2 separate regions of the Homo sapiens genome follow, and region 1 is linked to region 2. Evidence: chromatin contacts called from ENCODE Hi-C or POLR2A ChIA-PET data. All regions are on one chromosome and are shown on one strand. Each heading gives the region's core, a stretch centred on a gene start or an enhancer-like site at or near the end of the contact. The rest is flanking DNA. Distances are from core to core; before and after follow the strand shown. Region 1 overlaps MORN1 (MORN repeat containing 1). Region 2 overlaps SKI (SKI proto-oncogene).

The links. A loop is a pair of places that touch in the nucleus more often than their neighbours do. ChIA-PET counts read pairs that join two places held with the same protein, here RNA polymerase II (POLR2A). Pooled maps may share reads with other maps.
Region 1: a map of posterior cingulate gyrus shows a loop between it and region 2 (15-fold over the local background). The contact joins two enhancer-like sites. A Hi-C loop is called at or near these places in 7 of 168 maps with a recorded cell type or tissue (CD14-positive monocyte, endothelial cell of umbilical vein, heart left ventricle and 4 more), 1 of 37 single-sample maps with no recorded cell type and 5 of 50 pooled maps. POLR2A ChIA-PET finds 5 or more read pairs at or near these places in 5 of 52 experiments (Caco-2, IMR-90, WTC11 and 2 more).

Annotation. Positions count from the first base shown.
Region 1 is chr1:2,319,416-2,325,468 of GRCh38, reverse strand. It overlaps MORN1 (MORN repeat containing 1), which reads left to right. Exons shown (of 14, transcript NM_024848.3): 13 at 1,326-1,372; 14 at 3,890-4,216. The coding sequence ends at 4,086. Among named protein-coding and RNA genes, the nearest start is that of MORN1, 69 kb to the left of the region's middle. RefSeq lists a silencer at 2,898-3,103 and an enhancer at 2,760-3,367. Within about 2 kb of position 2,413, at least 22 of the 41 ENCODE cell types and tissues checked have a DNase peak (open chromatin) inside an H3K27ac peak, as active enhancers do; they include heart left ventricle and prostate gland, where a contact is called at or near this core.
Region 2 is chr1:2,272,009-2,278,159 of GRCh38, reverse strand. The region is part of intron 1 of SKI (SKI proto-oncogene); the gene reads right to left. Among named protein-coding and RNA genes, the nearest start is that of SKI, 47 kb to the right of the region's middle. RefSeq lists enhancers at 1,891-2,853, 3,817-4,779, 5,742-6,151. Within about 2 kb of position 2,845, at least 11 of the 41 ENCODE cell types and tissues checked have a DNase peak (open chromatin) inside an H3K27ac peak, as active enhancers do; they include heart left ventricle and prostate gland, where a contact is called at or near this core.

The DNA.
Region 1 (6,053 bases), core at 1,164-3,663, 48 kb before region 2:
CACACTCCACACTCCTGTGGTCCCAGCTCCTTGGAAGGCTAAGGCGAGGGGATTGCTTGCTCGAGCCCAGGAGTTGGAGGCCGCAGTGAGCTGTGATTATGCCGCTGCACTCTAGCCTGGGTCACAGAGCCAGACTCTATCTAGAGAAAGAAAGGAGAGAAAAAGAGAGAGAGAGAGAGAGGAGAGAGAGAGAAAGAGAGGCAGAGAGAGAGAGGAGAGAGAGAGAGGAAGAAGGAACAAGAGAGAAAGAAAAGAAGAAAGAAAAAAAAGAAGGAAGTGAAGGAAGGGAAGGAAGGAAAGGAAGGAAGGGAGGGAAGGAAGGGAGGGAGGGAGGGAAGGAAGGAAGGGAAGGAAGGGAAGGAAAGGGGAGAGAAAGAAGAAAGTAAGATGTATTTCCGAAGTGCATCTCACTGCCCGGGGAGGAGGGTGGGTGTCCACACAGAGCCAGCCCCTCGTCCTTGCAGCAGGAGCATCGGAGGCACCTGCCGGGCCCAGCTTCCTCACGTGCAGGGACTGCCTCCTCCCCGCCAGGGCCATGGCCACGTCCTCAGGGCCCACCTGCTTCCCTGACCCAGATCCTGCCTGGCCATGGCCCTGCCCCAGCCCGTGGGTGCCCCGAGGCGCTGTCCAGGCAGGAGGAACAGGCCCATCACTTGTTGCAGTTCAGAAACCCTGGTGGGTGGTGGGCCCCCCCAGAGACTGCCTCAGGGCAGGAGCTGCACCCCTCAGGGAGCCAGGGCAGTGAGTGTCTCCACGGGGAGGCCCCGGCAGGACCCCTGGGCCCCTCCCATCCTCACTGCTACCTCTCCTTTCCCAGTCATGGCACTCCCAGGTGACACTGGGCCTCTGTTCCTCCAAGGGGGCACCATACCACCGCCGGGCCTCCTGGTCCCTCTTGCTGAGACTTCCGCCGCTCCTAAGTCGCTCCCTGCAGGCTCCAGCCTCGCCGTCTCTCAGGGGCTCAGGGTCTTTCCCGCCCTCCGGGATCTTCTCAGTTGCACCCTGGGAGGCCTCCGCCTTGTCAGAAGACTGTGGAAATGGGGTGGTCGGTCCCACTCCTGCTCCAAGGCCATAAGCACATCAAGAATTTAGACAAAGAGGATTTGCACAGGGCAGCCCACGGTTCCGAGGTGCAGAGAGCTGGGTGCAGGCTGCCAGAGGACTCTCCCCGTCCTGCCCATGGCCCCGAGGTGGGGTTCGCAGGCCTCTGCTGTGCTGGGGCCCTGAATCTGCCCTGGAGCCACTAGCCCTGGTTCAGGTCAGGGATGCCATGTCGTCGGGGCCCAGGCAGGGCATTCAGGGGCCTCACTGTGTCGTCTCCACAGGCCTGAGGGGAGAGCCACGGAGGAGCAGGCTGCGGCAGCACACCTAGGTAGGTGGACAGGGCCCAAGTCCATCGCCGGCTGTGCCACTGTCTGGAGAGGCGAGGCCGCAGCCCAGGGCTGGAGGTGGGGTTGGGGGAACTCGGCCCGGGGCCCCCAGAGGTAGGTGGCAGTGGGTGGGGGACTGGGGAGCAGCCAGGCCCTCCCAGGGACCTGAATGGGAAGGGGGCTGGTGGCTTGGGGGCTGGGGACGGTCCAGAAAGATTTGAAGCTGGGCCGACACAGCCCTTGATGTGGGGAATGTCCTAGAAAGGAGGAAGCCACGGGGGCAGGGAGCACGGGGACTCGGAGGCCTTGGGGTCCAAGGGGAGCCGAGGGGAGCTGTCAAGGCCCACAGTGGCTGAACCATGAGGAGCTGCTCCCCAGCAAGGCCGGCTGCAGGGCTTGGTGGGCCTGGGCTGGGCGGAAGGCTCCTCCCAGCGTGGGGGCTGCTGTGGGGACAGCAAGGAGGGGTGCAGCGAGGGCCTGGAGAAGGCTCAGGTGCAGACCCTCAGCCGTGGGGCCTCCTCCAGTCGCCCCACAGCCTGGGCCTGGCACCCCCCCACCAAGCCAGAGGGGCCGAATGCCAGGGCACCTCAGCTACACAAAGGCTCGGACCCCTAGCAGGACCTGGGCACCGCGGCTGACTGGCTGCCTGACGGAGAATGGAGCCTCTCTGTCACCTGGGCCAACATGAATGACCCTTCGTCTGGTGTCTCTGGGGTTCTGGCTGGAGAGCCAAAGGCTGGAAGGTCTGGACCCGCTGCTCACTGGGGTCTGGATGCCACCGTGGAGCTGCCTCTGGCGCAGCGGGAGAACAAGCAGAGCCACCCTGGTCGTGGGGACGGCACCCGTGTGGCCGGGGCTGTAGCCAGTGAGGCCTTGGTGACGGGAGCGGCTGGAGTGCCACGCGGTGTCCCCCGTGGTCCCACAGCAGCCCTCACACCATCAACCGGTCCACCGCGTCCCAGCCATCCCAGGAGGGGGCGGGGACATCTCTGCAGTGACAGGAATCGGCTAGGCGCTGGCACCTGTGCGCAGCCGCTCGGCCAGGGTTTATGTGCTCGGCGGAGACAGCCCTGGGGGTGAGGAGCGAAGGGAGATCCGATTCAGGGGCCACTTGGGGCTAAGCCATGTACGTATGGCCGAGGCCCTAAGTGAGAGCTGGCCCAGGGCTAGATCACGTGGCCGTCGAGGCCCGGCCTGCCGCACGGTGGCCACCAGCCAGAGCCCTTGCCGCCCACCCTTCCCATCCGCCGGGACGCCAGCCTCAGGAGTGGGGTCAGATGGGGCCTGTGGCCGGGCTCCTCAGCCACTGCCCACTGAGCTCTCGGCCCCCCGGCCAGCGCCTTGGCCACCACTGGTATAGCTGGATTCCTGGGAACACCTAGAAACCGGGCTGCTTGGAAACACTGTGGCGTTGCCATGTGGGGCTCTTCCTCCGCCCGCCAGGGAGGCTGTCCCCGGTGCCCGGTGCTGTGGCCCACACCCGCCAGGTTGCAGAACGTGTGTCCCCCTGGCGAGGCCCCCCAGAACCGTGTTTTTTTTTTTCTAAAGGAGCTGACTCGGGGCCAAGCACATTCCTCCCGGCCCCCGAGGCTTGCTCTTGTCCAGCCCTGGGAACGCACAGGCGGCCGAGCCCGTGGCCTGGCCGAGGAGGCCGCCGCTCTGCGAGGGGAGCGCTGTTTTCCAGGCCGGCGTCTGGAATGTTGCTCTGCCTTGCGGTGTGAGCCGACTCCTGCCCCCATTTCAGCTGCGGCCGCATTCCTGGTGTGAGCCCGGGCCAGCCGAGGCGCTTTTTCCACGCTCCGGTGCCAGCCCCGGCAGGCTCAGGGGAGGGGAGAGGATGGTTTCTATGGCAACCTCACTTTTTGTTATTTCTTATTTTCTTTTTTATGGTTTCTCCAACTTTGAAGCTCTCCAGACAGTTTACAGACTGTGAAAGGAAAAGTACTTTTCCTTCTCTGCCGAGTGCCCCCAGCAGGGCCGCCCTCCAGCCCCACCCGGAGAGCCCCAGCGCGGGTGTGGGGAAGGGGCCAGGGCGGGGCTTCAAAAGCAAACCAGACACACCAGCCTTCAGAGGGTTCGTTATTTTTAAAAACAGTTTATGGAGGGAATGAATTATTTTTCTCCTAAAAAAGTAGGAAAGTATTTGCAAAAGAATCCTTCAGGGACCTGTAGCCAGGTCAGCAGTGGGGGCTTGAGAGCGGCCACCATGCGAGGGTCGTGTCCATCCTTGCCAGCCTCCGAGCTGGAGGCCATAGCTGGGCTGTGGCCTGAGGTCAGAGGTGGTTTCCTTTACCCCAAATTAGTTTATTCACCTATGCTGACTGTGTGTCCAGCCCCCCAGGACCGGTCCGGTGGCCAGTCCTGTGGTTACAGTGCCAAGAATCCCAGAACCCAGGCAGAGATGACCAGGGTCGGGGGCACAGGGGCCAGCGGGCACATGAGACAGTGGGCAGTGGGCTGAGGCCAGGGAGGGGAAGGGACAGGAGCCTGCTGAGGACCAGCCCACCCGCCCCTTGCAGGGGAGTACGTGCTCATGATCCGCGACGTGACCACCCCGCCGTTCCTGGGGCGCAGGCTGCCCCCGGCCTTCAAACACCTGCGGGTCGTAGCGAAGAGGGCTGGCCAGCCACCCCATGTCCTGGAAGAAGGCCCTGAAGCCTCAAGCAGCTGGCAGGCCGCCCACAGCTGCACCCCAGAGCCGCCAGCGCCTCGGTGAGGCCCCGTGTCCACAGGAGGCCACCTCGGTGTGAATGGAAGGAAACGCTGCCTCTGCTTGCGTGACTCTGCTCCCCGATTCTCCAGAGCCCCGTGGTTGCTGGCTTGAATAAAATGCTCAGTGGCGGCTATGGAGGGCACTGCTCCTTGGGCCCCACGCCAGCAGCAAGGCCCTCCCCATGCACCCGCACACTCATGGGCGAGGCAGCGGGACTGGAGCCCACGTCCCTGCTCACTGCTGTGGCCCCCGATCTGCGCAGAGCCCTGGGAAGCCTGTGGGGTCAGGCGGGACACATGGGGTGGCTCGTCTCAGTGCCTCAAGACCAGGCCTGTAGCAGTCACCCAGGCACCCTGCGAGGCCAGCACGTCTGTCCCACCCACACTGTTCCCAGGCCCAGCCGCGGTTGGTGCTGGAATTCCCCTGCCAGGCTGGGGCTGGGAAGGAGGGTCCCTGTCTCCCTGCCGCAGAGCTCTGCAGTGAAGCCCGGCCAGCCAACCTCCTGGCCTCTGCCTGGCACTACCCACTCCAGGCAATCCTGCCCGCAGGACGGGCTCCCATGACAAGAGGCAGGAAGCATGCAATCAGCTCTGCTGACCAGGTGTCCTGCCTGCCTGACGCCCCCACCCCGCATTGACCAGGGAGGATGGTCGGGGACATTTTACAGCTGCCTCCGGAGGGCCCCTCAGCCAGAGAGGGGCCAGAAGGTTGTTGGGGAGGGGGCACTGAGATGGCCCATGGGCAGCCAGCCACTCGGTCAGCACAGAAGGCGGCCACTGCAGAGACCCTGCCTCCTGGCCCCACCGCACCTGCCCTGGCCCCTGGCTTCACCCTGCCCACCTGGGGCCTGTGCAGCTTGGCTGGTCTCACCCTCTGCCCGCCCAGCGCTGGGCAGGGAACCAGCCTCCTCAGGCCCTTGCTCTCCTTGCTCTCCCTTGACCCACCCCCGTCCTTGCAGCCCACCCTCTCAGAAGACCACCGTTTGCAGCCCTGGGGAGGGGGCGTCCAGGGCCCAGCCCCAGCCCCACACCAGACCCATGCCCCCTGATGTTTCCCTCATGCTGCTGTCCCCGGCCCTCCCACAACTAGCACCGACCTCCTTGCGTTGCGGCCAGACCCACCCTCCCACTGTCCAGGCGCGCTTCCCTGGGAACACACCCATCTCCCAGGCCAGCTGCGGCCGGGGCATCTCTCCAGACCTGCACAGGGAGCTGCTCCTGCTCGGCGGAGGGAGGCCGTGGACAGAGGAGCTGCGTTCACAGCAGTGCAGGAACCCGGGGCAGCCCCTGGGCACATGGGGTGAAGATCCACCCAGAAGCTGGGATGCTCCACGGTGGGGGGCCCTGAGGAGCTCTCAGGGAAAGCCTGGTTGGGGCCAGGTCGGGCGCAGCGTGGTGGATGCACTGAAGGCGGCCTGCTGCCCGGGGGCAGAGGGGCGGGCGGGGGGGCATTGCAGGGAGGAACCAGGCCGGATCGCGGGGTGCCGAGTCCCCCATCCTTGGAGGTGACAAGCTGGAGGCCACTGGAGCTGCAGCGAGGGGACCCTTCCTCTGCCAGGGCAGAGTGTCCCCAAGGCCCCCTGGGTCTGAGCTCTGCCACTGGGAGGCCGAGTGCATGTGGGGGGCTCTGGCATCCCCGAAGCTTCCCCAGACACCCAGGCATCCATTCCAGACAGCAAGGCAGGCAGCCACTCTCCCACACCTTCTAGAAGCCCAGAGCCAGTGGCAAGGCTGCGTCTCCCAGCTGCGGCCATCCTCGAGGCTCCCAGAGCCCAGGGCGGCTTCATCACAGCCATGGCTCCAGCCTCTGGTCCCTGGGAGCCCCGTGAGCGCCTGGCGGTTCTGACACTGCCCCTTACCCTTGGGGTTGGCTACGCCCGTCGGAGGGGAGGCTCCTGGCCTGCCAGGCCTGCTCCGACCTGGGTCACCAGCCTCCCAGGAGGCCAGGCAGACATCGGCCAGGCCGGGCCC
Region 2 (6,151 bases), core at 1,596-4,095:
AGCAAGTGGGTCCAGGGGACACTGGGCTCCTAAGAACCATACTGTGGCCCCACCCCAAGTGCCTGCCTCCAGACTTGCTCACCCGAGGGCGAAGCAGGCACCCAGCAAGCCGAAGCCATCGGGAGTGGGTGCATGTGTGTGTGCCCATGGTACTGATGTGTGCATCCATGTATGCCCATGGGTGCTGATGTGTGCGTGCACGTGTCCACGGGTGCTGGTGCATGTGTGTACATCTGCCCGTGGGTCCTGACGAGTGCGTTGAGTGCAGGTGTGTGCGCCCACGGTGCTGATGTGTGTGTGCACGTATGTCCGTCGGTCCTGAGTGCGTGAGTGCAGGTGTGTGCGTGAGTGCAGGTGTGTGCGCTCACGGTGCTGACGTGTGTGCACGTGTGCCCATGGGTCCTGATGAATGTGTGAGTGCAGGTGTGTGCACCCACAGGACTGACGTGTGTGTGCACGTGTGCCCATGGGTCCTGATGAATGTGTGAGTGCAGGTGTGTGCGCCCACAGTGCTGACGTGTGTGTGCACTCCATTTTCACGCTGCTGAAGAAGATATACCCGAAACTGGGAACAAAAAGAGGTTTAATTGGACTTACAGTTCCACATGGCTGGGGAAGCCTCAGAATCATGGCGGGTGGTGAAAGGCACTTTTTACATGGCAGCGGCAAGAGAAAAAATGAGGAGGAAGCAAAAGCAGAAACCCCTAATAAACCTATCAGATCGCATGAGACTTACTCACTATCACGAGAATAGCACAGAAAAGACCAGCCCGATGATTCAATTGCCTCCCCTGGGTCCCTCCCACAACACATGGAAATTCTTGGAGATACAATTCAAGTTGAGATTTGGGTGGGGACACAGCCAAACCATATCACCGTCTCTACTAAAACTACAAAAATTAGCTGGGCATGGTAGCATGTGCCTGTAATCTCAGCTATTCAGGAGGCTGAGGCATGACAATCACTTGAACCTGGGAGGAGACAGGGTGAGACTCCATCTCCAAAGAAAAAAAGAAGTTTTAAGTTTGAAAGGTTTAAACAGCCTTTCTTTTTAAACAAACAACTGTTAGCACAGAGAGGAAAGACCCCTTCCTACAGCCCCAAATGAGAGGAATCCCAGCTCCATGGAAGCAACCGCTCCAGCACCCACAGCAGCCTCCTGGGTGAGGGCCCTGCTGTGTCGGAATCTCCCCAATGCCCCATCCCTGTGGGGAAGCAGCTCCAGTGCTCATCAACACCCAAAACAAACGCATCAGGGGTCAAAGGGACCCAGGAATTCCAGAACCAAAGAGAAAAACCTCAACAGAGGCGTTCCTGAACATGTCAGGAACGGAGCTATGAGCACGGGCTCTTCATCGGGGTTCCTAAGTTACGCAAAGACAGCAATCAGGAACTCAGCAATCAGGAGCCAGAGGATGGCCACATACTCACAGTGGAGGCCACTGTACCCCTCTTGGTGGAACACCCCAGGTTGGGGTGCACGGCCTAAAGCAGGCCTAGCGCTGTCCCCAGCCCCACACAGTGAGCCCTGCCATTTTCTGTTTACAAATAAAAAGCTTCATGTTTTCTCACCATCCATGCACAATTCTGTCTCTTGCTTATGGGATCTAAAACACTGCAGGAGGTGGCTCAGGGCCTCTAGAGGCACAGACAGGGGGCCCTACAGGCCCTCAGCCCTGGCTCCCCAATCCCAGGGCCACAGAAGCAGGTGGCCCAGGGGCCAGGAGAGCAGCAGACACGCATTTCCGGCTTGCTGAACTCCCTGGAGGGTCCAGGCCAGTCGGGGCAGCCCTTCCTTTGGAGATAAATATCAAACCTCAAGTAAACGGCCTCTGAGTGCAGCAGGTGAACTTCTGAGAGCTGGGTGGAGCCACCTGGGGTAGCCAGCCACAGCCTGCTGCGCTGTCCCTCCAAGTACAGATAAAGGCAGGTGGCGCTGCAGTGGGGGTCGGGGGGTGGGGAGCAGGACCACTTCTTTTTGGGAAATGTGGCTGCGTGAATGGGAGAGTCCACAGGCCCTGTGCTCAATCACAGTAAATGCCACTCCTCACGTCTTCTCCCTATCGGAGCAACCAGCCCTTGCTCAGTGTGAACCAAAGAAAAGAACAGCTTGAAAGAGCACAAGGAGATTGCTCAATTCTCAACAGCTCTGAGAGGCTGCCTGCCCCAGGACCAGCCTGATTTCCCTTCAGGAGTGTAGGGCCTGTAAGAATTCCTGCCCGGGCAGGGAGGGTGGGCAGTGACCAGGAGCCAAGGTGCACTGGTGGGGTGGAGGCAACGGGGCCTGCCAAGGACTCTCCCTCCCAAAGAGCCAGGGGCCAGGTCCAAGGCACATTTAAAGATAAACGCTGGCCAGTGCGGTGGCTCAGCCTGTAATCCCAGCACCTTGGGAGGCCGAGGTGGGTGGATCACAAGGTCAGGAGATCGAGAGCATCCTGGCTAACACGGTGAAACCCCGTCTCTACTAAAAATACAAAAAATTAGCCGAGTGTGATGGCACACGCCTGTAGTCCCAGCTACTTGGGAGGCTGAGGCAGGAGAATGGCGTGAACCCGGGAGCGGAGCTTGCAGTGAGCCGAGATCGCGCCACTGCACTCCAGCCTGGGCGACAGAGCGAGACTCCGTCTAAAAAAAAAACAGATAAACGTCTCTGGAAAAAGCAAACTCTCCCCACACCCCTCATCCTGCCCCAGGGCTCGGGGTCTCAGACGAAGGGCAAAGCTGCCCACACCGGCCAGGCCACACCCAGATCGCCTCAGAGCACCTAAAAAGCCCCCAGAGGCTGGGGCAGCCCCACTGCTCCCTGACGGCGGAGCCACAGGAAGCCTCCTCCCTGTGGGAACCTCGAACTCAGTGACTACAAGAAACAGAAAGGAGCCGCCGTGGCGCCTGAGCGGAGCCGTGGGCCGGCCACTGCTCTGACCTCTCAGGGGCCCGATGTTCCTTCCAAGACAGAATCAGACCAGGACCCCGCGAACACATCTCCACCGGGCCCCCAAGGCTGGCCACCATCTCTAGAAGCTCCTCTCATGGGGGCAGTAGCCCTTTCAGGGTGGGGGTTCCAGGGCGAGCTTGTTCAGCTGGAGAAACACCTGGTGCCACCCCCTGTGAGGCCGCTTCAGCTTGGGTGGGTGAGAGGTGCCCAGCCTCCACCTGCTGACACACACGGCCTGGGGATGCCTGGAAAGACCAGCACAGACAGCAAGGGACAGCGAAGGCCCCAAACAATTGGAGTGCCTGTGCCCACCCTCACAAGGGTCTTGTCCCCTCTGCTGAGAGCAAGAAGCCAGGAGGGGGCCGTGGCGGCCGGGAAAGTGACTGAAGATGACTGCAGCAAGGGGCAGCAGCCGGCCCTCCTCACTCCCACCCAGAAAGTGGGGTCCCTGCCCCCCATCACGGCTGCTATTCTCCTAGGGTCCAGGGCTGCAGCCACACTGTCCAGAGGCCCCTTCAAGTCCCATCAACCAACTGTCATGGCTCATGGCCAGGGGGCAGTATCTGCCCGCTATGAGGCTCCAGCCTAGAATCCCACTTCCAGAAACATGTTAGAGGGACGTGGCCAGGTGCCGCTGGGACTTCCTGCCATGGGGCAGGAGTGGACACCATCCAGGTGGCCCCTGGGGAGGACTGACCACCCACACAGCAGAGCACACGCGGCCACGACCAGGACACGGGCCCTCGGGTGGCTGGTGGAGCGAGCGAGAGGCAGCCCCACACCACCCTCGGCGCCCACGGGGAACTGCACCCCACGCAGCACAGCCGTCATGGGTGGTCGTGACCTGCAAACCCAGCATATGGGGGCCTGGCTGAAATGCAGAGAGAAGAACCGTGAGCCGGCAGCCCCAAGCCTGGGAAGGGCCAAGAACTTGCCGGAACCAAGTATTTGCAAAGACTGATGAAAAGTTTGTGTCTTTATTTAACCAATAAAAAGCCTGCCATGGGAAAGCAGGCAAAGCACATGAGCAGAGCTCCTCAAAGGGAAAAGGAGTCCAGCCTCGGAGCAAAACCAGTGCCATTGACAAAGCGCTACCTTCCTCAATCCCCCTTACCTGGAGGTGCCTGTGTGAGCGCTCACCCAACTACAGGTGTCACCTGACCCCGGGGCTGGGTCTGGACACGGCCCGTAGGACCTGCGCACACGCATGGGCGCTCAGCATGCCTCTGGGGCGACCAGGACACTGTTGTGGGGCTGCCATCCTGGCGCTGCCGGTCAGGGAGATGCCGTCACCTTCCAGCCAGGGCAGTGAGTGAGAGGGTGGTGGGCGGAGAGGCATCCCCACCACAACCACCCAAGAGCACGTCTGCCTGCACGGCCCATCCGCACCCGGTCCACAGAACAGACAGGAGGGCCACCGTGCTCCCAAGGCCCCCTGCAGCCTCAGCCCGAACGCTGCCCACGGGGCATCTTCGAGGTCCTGCACGAGCACACTTTGGTGCAATGCTGGGGGAGGCTGCAGTCACGGTCAGGCCTCCTGGCTGGGTCCACACTCTGGTCGCACACTCGTCACACTTCTCCGTGGATGTTCTTACCCCCCACCAGGTCAGCCACCCAACCTGCACCTCTGCCCTGGCTCACAAGGCTGGGGAGGACCGCCCCAGGCAGGGTCACGGGTGTCCCTGGCTCAAGCTCAGTAACAGAGGCAGGGCCAGGCCCTCCCGTTTCCATCACAGACAGAATGAGGCATGGCAGCCACCCCGTCCTGCCCTCCCCATGCCAAGCTGAGAAGTCCCATCTCAGCCCTGTGGCTCCCAGGACTGTGGGAGGAATGCCACCCTCTGACCAGGATAGGGACCCCACAGCTGCTGTCCTTCCACATACACTTCCGAGGGTCTCCGGCACTGGCGGGAAGGAGGAGTGGCCGGCCAGGACAGGGACCCCACAGCTGCTGTCTTTCCACACCCACTACCAAAGGTCTCCGGCGCCAGTGGGAAGGAGGAGGGGCCGGGAGAAGCATGGGGCTTGGAGAAGGCAGCATGGCCAAGGCCCAGACACCCCCAGGTGGGTCTCAGACGGCCGAAAACACCCCCTTGGTCTGTTCCCGAGATGAAGGGCCAAATGGCCTCGGAAGCCATCTCAGGAAGAGCCGTGTGGCATCTGCACTGAACGCAGGTGGCACCAAATGTCTCCATGGAGGCGGGGTACAGCCTGTGTTTCCAGGGGCTCTTTGGGGCCAGCTGATGACTTTTACTACTGCTGGGACAGTTTCTCTGATTTAAGACCCAAGGTGCCTACCACCTCCCCCTCCGCCTGGAAGAAGCACAGACGCCAGCGAGCCTCGGGGGCAGGAGGGGCGTGGGAGGGCGAGGCTCGGGGCGTGGGAGGGGGAGGCTCGGGGCGTGGTGAGAACTGCCTCACCGGTCCCAGGGTCAGCACACATAGGCCGGGGCAGGGGAGACGGGAACCAGACTCCAACACGCTATTGACAGAACACTAAGGCCTCAACAGGGAGTTTTGGTTTTGATAAAAACATTCTACATTAAGGACACCATTTAAAATACATGGTTGTATTTAATTTCAGGGGTTCTTGGCAATCAATTACAATGCAAAAATAGGAACCAGTTCACCCTCCATTATTATTTTTCTAAAGTCACAAAGGGCTTCCCCGAGCCTTGGCAGGACCAGGGCTTGTGTAGCCTGTGGGGGAAGGAGGCCCCCAGACCACAGGGACGGCCACTGCCATTCAGTGCCGCTGGGAGCTGCAGACGCTGGGCCAGGGCCGTCTCCCCAACCCCCCAGCGGAGGGCTCCTGTGGAGGGCTCTGCCCCTCTTTCCACTGCGCTGGTTTGAGGGGGCAGCACGGTCTCAACACCTCTGGTTTCTATTTATGCTAAACCTGGAAGTCTATGTGTGTTTTGCTTAATTTTTAACACCATTTTTAAGCTACTAAGACATTTAAGCTTGGTAGCTAGGCTCAGACCTTTCAGTGGGTTTTTAATCCCCGGAAAGGCCGGCCCTCGTGGAAGCTCCAGCCCCGCCCATCTGTGCAGAGGGCAAGAGGTCGTGAGAACGTAAGAGACAGCAATAAAAATCGGGGCAGTGACCTTTTGACCCGGCCTCTTTGCAGGACGCAGGCCTGGAGAGAGAGCAAGGTGGCCTGGGGCGGGCAGGGGCCCCCAAGCCCCTCCGCTCAGTGCCCCTGCACCTGCCCAC